2 separate regions of the Homo sapiens genome follow, and region 2 is linked to region 1. Evidence: read pairs that join two places in POLR2A ChIA-PET (ENCODE). Cell type or tissue: GM12878. All regions are shown on one strand. Each heading gives the region's core, and the rest is flanking DNA. Links, peaks and the distances in the headings are about the cores only.

What was found. Peaks named below come from ENCODE experiments on the same cell type or tissue, not always from the same donor. Only the 100,000 strongest peaks of a DNase experiment are listed, where the experiment ranks them.
Region 2: POLR2A ChIA-PET joins it to region 1 with 7 read pairs; 6 of 35 experiments call an interaction of 5 or more read pairs at or near these places.

Annotation. Positions count from the first base shown.
Region 1 is chr3:125,199,805-125,202,726 of GRCh38, reverse strand. The region is part of intron 2 of SLC12A8 (solute carrier family 12 member 8); the gene reads left to right. Among named protein-coding and RNA genes, the nearest start is that of SLC12A8, 11 kb to the left of the region's middle. RefSeq lists an enhancer at 1,553-1,632. In GM12878, for the core only: a CTCF peak has its summit at 321; a DNase peak (open chromatin) is centred at 1,776; H3K4me3 peaks cover 894 bases; H3K27ac peaks cover 1,456 bases.
Region 2 is chr3:125,359,364-125,362,285 of GRCh38, reverse strand. All of the region lies in intron 1 of ZNF148 (zinc finger protein 148), which reads left to right. Among named protein-coding and RNA genes, the nearest start is that of ZNF148, 14 kb to the left of the region's middle. In GM12878, for the core only: no CTCF peak of the experiment used is centred there; no DNase peak of the experiment used is centred there.

The DNA.
Region 1 (2,922 bases), core at 276-2,775:
TTCTCATTGTAGAGGTTTTTCATGTCCTTGGTCAGCAAGATTTTTAAGTTGTCATAACATCATTAGATACAGATTTAAAAAAAAAAAAAAAAAAAACATGGTTAATACATTCCGCCTAGCTATGAATAGAGGGACTAGGTAACTTCAAACCTTCTTACTGCCTTAAGGTAAATTTCATCCATGGTCAGATATAGACAAAATACTGCATTTGCCATCATTTAATCGTCTGGGGTTTGCAAGGAAAGCCTAGATGCTATGGTAATGCCTCTGAAGTACTATTCTTGTAATTTGAATAAGGTGCCATTAGGTGGTGCTTTTACTCTGGCCGCCTGGCCTGATTGAACACCCTGGCTTCCTGTAGGGGAGAGTAACTGAGTTTTAGCTTACCTTTTCATTCATTTTATACTTTCTCTGGCCAAAACACATCTCTTCAGAATAACAGTTAAAACATTAGATAGTTCTATATTCCTAGAACATTATCAATTAATTGTAGTAGGATTAAGAGAAATACACATACGGCTGGGCGAGGTGGCTCATGCCAGTAATCCCAGCACTTTGGGAGGCCGAGGTGAGCAGATCACCTCAAGTCAGGAGTTCGAGACTAGCCTGGCCACCATGGTGAAACACCGTCTCTACAAAAATACAAAAAAGTTTAGCTGGGTGTGGAGGCAGGTGCCTGTAATCCCAGCTACTCAGGAGGCTGAGGTGGGAGAATCACTTGAACCCAGGAGGCGGAGGTTGCAGTGAGCTGAGATCAAACCCCTGCACTCCAGCCTGGGTGACAGAGTGAGACTCCATCTCAAAAAAAATTAAATTAAAAAGAAATACACATACTTCAGTATAATTCAATTCAGTATCTCTTTTTGCTCTTCAATAATTATCAAGTATAATTTAATCTAATTCCTAAATTTTTTCTTTCTGAATTTTAACACCTTAATCAAAGGGTGGGTGCGCTTGACGTGAAAAGTCTTTAGAGGTAGTACCTATTTAAGCTTTGATGCTTCTTTTTTTTTTTTTTTTTTTTCAATCATGGCTTACTGCAGCCTCAACCTCCTGGGCCTGAGTAGCTGGGACCACAGGTGCATGCCACCATGCCTGGTTATTTTAAAAATATTTTGTAGAGGCAGGGTTTTGCCATTTTGCCCAGGCTGGTCTTGAACTCTTGGGCTCAAGCAATCCTCCCATGGGCCTCCCAAAGTACTGGGATTACAGGTATCAGCCACCTCACCCGGCTTTGATGCATTTCTAATACAATAATGCTTTAACATTTACCACTGCTTGGGAGAAAGGTCCTATTTACATTCCTTTTGTTTTTTGTTTTTAGAGACAGGGTCTCACTCTGTTGCCCAGGTTGGAGTGCAGTGATGTGATCATAGCTCACTGCAGCCTTAAACTCCTGGGACTCAAGGGATCCTCCCACCTCAGCCTCCCAAGTAGCTAGGACCACAGCACATGCCACCATGTCTGGCAAATTTTTAAATTTTTTGTAGAGATGGGGTCTCACTATGTTTCCCAGGCTGGTGATGAACTCCTTGCCTGGCCTCAAGTGATCTTCCCGCCTCAGCCTCTGAAAGCACTGGGATTACAAATGTGAGCCACCGTGTCCAGCCTGTTTGTTTTTGATTTGTTGTGTGAATGTCTTCTTCCCCACACGAACAGTCAGAAAGAAAGAAAAAAGGGTAGTGTGGTAAAAACCACTCACCTGTGTAAAAATTCTAGCATGTTCTTTTCCCAGTTTGCAGATATCCGGTAAATCACATCCATGGTCACTGTCCCTGGTTACAGGCTTTAGGAGCTTACTGATTAACTTGAGGCAATGGTGGCTGAGCAACCCTCACTAAGCCAAAAATAGTTGCGTTCCTGCTCTACCATGAGTCTCCGTGTTCATAGAATTCAACTTAAAACCGAAAGCCATGACTCCTTTTGAGTCACTTTCCTTTTTAATTTTAGGTAGTTATTAGTAAAGAATAACACAAAGCAAAAACAAATTTAAAAACTTAGAGATACACAAAGAATTTTGAGGTAGACATTGATTTTACAAAAGGATTCACCATCTTTAAGTATTCCATGTATTCAATACATTTTAAAATGTGATTGAAATCACAGGAATCTTTTGGTGAATTCATCCACTGAATAAAATGACATATAGCCATAAATGGTATCCCTAATGCCAGGTCAGCCAAAAAACCCATTCTGTTTTTAAAATATTTCTAATAATGTGGTAATTTTTTCTTTAAACATAAAATAAGTTAGTTCTTGTTGTTGTTGTTGTTTTTCTTTGAGACAGAGTCTCGCTCTGTTCCCAGCTGGAGTACAGTGGCACGATCATGGCTCACTGGAGCCTTAACCTCCCAGGCTCAGATGATCCTCCCTCCTCAGCCTCCTAAATAGCTAGGACCACAAGGGCACACCACCATGCCCAGCTTATTTTTTGTATTTTTAGTAGAGACGGGGTTTCGCCATGTTCCCAGGCTGGTCTCAAACTCCTGGACTCAAGCGATCCGCCTGCCTGGGCCTCCCAAAGTGCTGGGATTACTGGTGTGAGCCACTGTGGCTGGTCTAGGGTTTTTATCATAGAAGTACTACATGCATGAAGTGAGAAGGATTCACACAATACAGCATGACATGAAATGAAAAGCCTTCCTTCCCTCTTCCTTCACTTCTATTCCCCAGTGGCAGTCATTGCTAATGGCTTCTGGTTTTCATGTCTTCTAATTGTTCTCACTGTAACTTTAAATAATATTCTTATACCTCAGTTTCTTAGGTTACCAATTTGTTATCATTTTACTTCCTGTTTCCCATATGAAAAATAGGACGTTGGCACACATACACTTCCTTCCATTTCTCTCATTTCATTTCCATTTTTTAATAGTTGCTTTATTATTTTTACATTGTCAAGGTTTATACCATTTTTTTCTGGAA
Region 2 (2,922 bases), core at 279-2,778, 160 kb before region 1:
TGAAGAGGATTTGATTACAGGTGGAGAAGGTGTGATTTGAGGGAATTTTATAGAAGGGTTCGAGTATTTGTTGGAATTAGGGATTTAAATATGAAAATGATTTGGATTAGTCAATGAGACGGAGAGTTGTATTTAGAATAAATCTGTTGTGGAAGATTTCATAGCTTTCTGGTGGTGCTTAACACCCAGTGCGTGGGCATGGAGAAAACAGATGGTGAGGATTGTCTATCACTGGGGAGATGCATAGTGAGAATAATGGAAGGTCATGATATTCTGGAGAGGACAGTGTTAAAATGGCTGTTGGACAGGTTTAAATTATATAGGGAGACAATAAAGCCAAGTGGAGGTAAAGAGCAGGTCTACAACTAGAACATAAAGTAGTTGTGGATAAAGAAAAGGGGGGTGGTCTCTGAAGTTACAATCCTAGTGGATTGTAACTATTTTTTTTTTTTTGAGACAGGGTCTCGCTCTGTCACCCAGGCTGCAGTACAGTGGCATAATCTTGGCTCACTGCAGCCTCTGCCTCCCAGGTTCAAGTGATTCTCCTGCCTCAACCACCCAAGTAGCTGGGATTAAGGCATGAGCCGCCATGTCCGGCTAATTTTCTGTATTTTTAAAGGAGACAGGGTTTCACCATGTTGGCCAGGGCTGGTGTCGAACTCCTGACCTCAAGTGATCCACCTGCTTTGGCCTCCTAAAGTGTTGGGATTACAGACGTGAGCCACCACACCCGGCCTAGCACTTTTCAGTTGATGGCTCTGTTTTGTTTCTTTGTGGCTAGCTGAAGTGCAGATGAAGGTCTTAGGAGTTTTTGAAGGTCAGGGTGTAGAAAGTTCTTGAGCATCTTTGTTGAAGTCATTGAGAATAATGGCTGAATTTGGGAGCAAGCAGAATTGAAGTTATTGGGTAGGGGAAATAGGAGGGTGTTCTGGAGGTTGGTAGATGTTGCAGAAGGAATGGTTTCAGTGAGTAATGTGACTCCCAAGCGATTTTTTAGTGATAGGATAACAGGGAGTGGTCCTGGGGAGCAAGAAGCAGCAAGTCCTTTTTTATCAAGCTGAAGGAGTAGGAGAATGATATAGCTAGTCATGAGAGAAGCAGATTGTCCAGGAAAAGCCAGGTAAGATGAGACAGGTGGTCACAATAATTGGGCAAGAGTTGATAGTGATTGGAATCATTGAGCCACGGGAATTGAGAAAAATAGCTAGATTTGTTACATTTACCAGTTCTCTTATTATTATTATTTTTTAATTTTTCAGACAGGGTCTTCTCTGTTACCCAGGCTGGAGTGCAGTGGTCCAGTCATGGCTCACTGCAGCCTTGCCTCCTGGGCTCAAGCAATTCTCCTGCCTCAGCCTTCTGAGTAGTTGGGATTACATATGTGTACCACCATACCTGGCTTTTCTTTTCTATATATATGTATATATATATTTTTTAATTTTTTAATTTTAATTTTAATTTTTTTTTTTTAAAGAGATGTGGTCTTCCTATGTTGCCCAGGCTGGTCTTAAACTTCTGGTCTCAAGCGATCTTCCCTCCTTGGCCTCCCAACAGTTTGTTTATAAAATAAATAATACTTGCAAAATCATAACCATTCATGTGTAATATGCTGATATAAATTTAGCTGAAAGATATTTGTGGGTTAAGAAATGAGACATTGGAAACAAAAGATGAGGTGGAGGTGTATTAAAGATAAGGTAAGCTGAGTATGATGGCTCACACCTGTAATCCCAGTGATTTGGGAGGCAGGGGCAGGAGGATCACTTGAGCTCAGGAGTTCGAGACCAGCCTGGGCAACATAGGGAAACCCTGTCTCTACACAAAAATAAAAAATTAGCTGGGCATGGTGGTGCACACCTATAGTTCCAGTTACTCAGGAGGCTGAGGTGGGAGAATCACTTGAGCCCTGGAAGTCAAGGCTGCAGTGAGCCATGATTGCACCACTGCGCTCAGCCTGGGCCACAGAGTGAGACCCTGTCTAAAAAAATCAAAAAAATACAAAAACCCTGTCTAAAAAAAAAGATGAAGGTAAAAGACAAAAGATGTTCTATTGTTTGTTGACAATAGAACATGGAGAAGCTGATAGGATCTGGTAAATAGATGGACTGGAAATGAATGAGGAAGTTGAAGTTGTAGGCATAAGAGAGGAGAGAGTAGCTTGCAGCAGAGAAAATATGGAGAGAACATATGGAAAGGGGTTTAAACAGGCCATGGTTTGTAGGGGCGAGGATATTGACAAGCATCATTAAGTGTAATATTTTTATTAAACTGGGAAGTAGGGAGCCCTTGTATTCCCTGGGCTTTTGCAGCCCAGGCCCAGTTGTGCCAGCTGCATGGGCGGGCCTGTGCTGGCGGTGCACTTAGCAGCTGGTGGAGCAGCGGCGTGGAGCTGCATGGTGGCGGGTGGGCTGCCGCCCACTTGGGTCTGTGTGCTCTTGGCCCATGGCAGGGCAGGCAGGTGGGCGCTCGCTGAAGTGAGCAGGAAATAACTGATGTCAGAAACCTATTCTTTCTCTGTGCAAATAAGAACAGTCTATGCCACCCATGATAAAAGGTGGCAGTATGTCATGCCAGCTTTTAAAAAAATATTGTCAGTGATAGAGACATTGAGATCTCTATTTGTGTGCTTGAGAACCACATCATGTTTTCTGTTTGCAAAAACTGGCAAAAACTTGCATAAGTAAAGAGATTCGGGTAAAATGTGGAAGAATGGGGCACATGGTAAGAATGAGATGTCCTAAGGGAACTAAAGTGGACTCTTTACTTTCTTTTTTGTCTATAATGACTTTAATAATCCTGAAGTGCTGGGATTATAGACATGAGCCACTGTGCATGGCCCATATCAGAGTTTTTGATGTTCATGTTTCAGAGAGAGAGAGAGAAAGCATATTTAATGTAGAAACATGAAATGGCAGTGAGAAA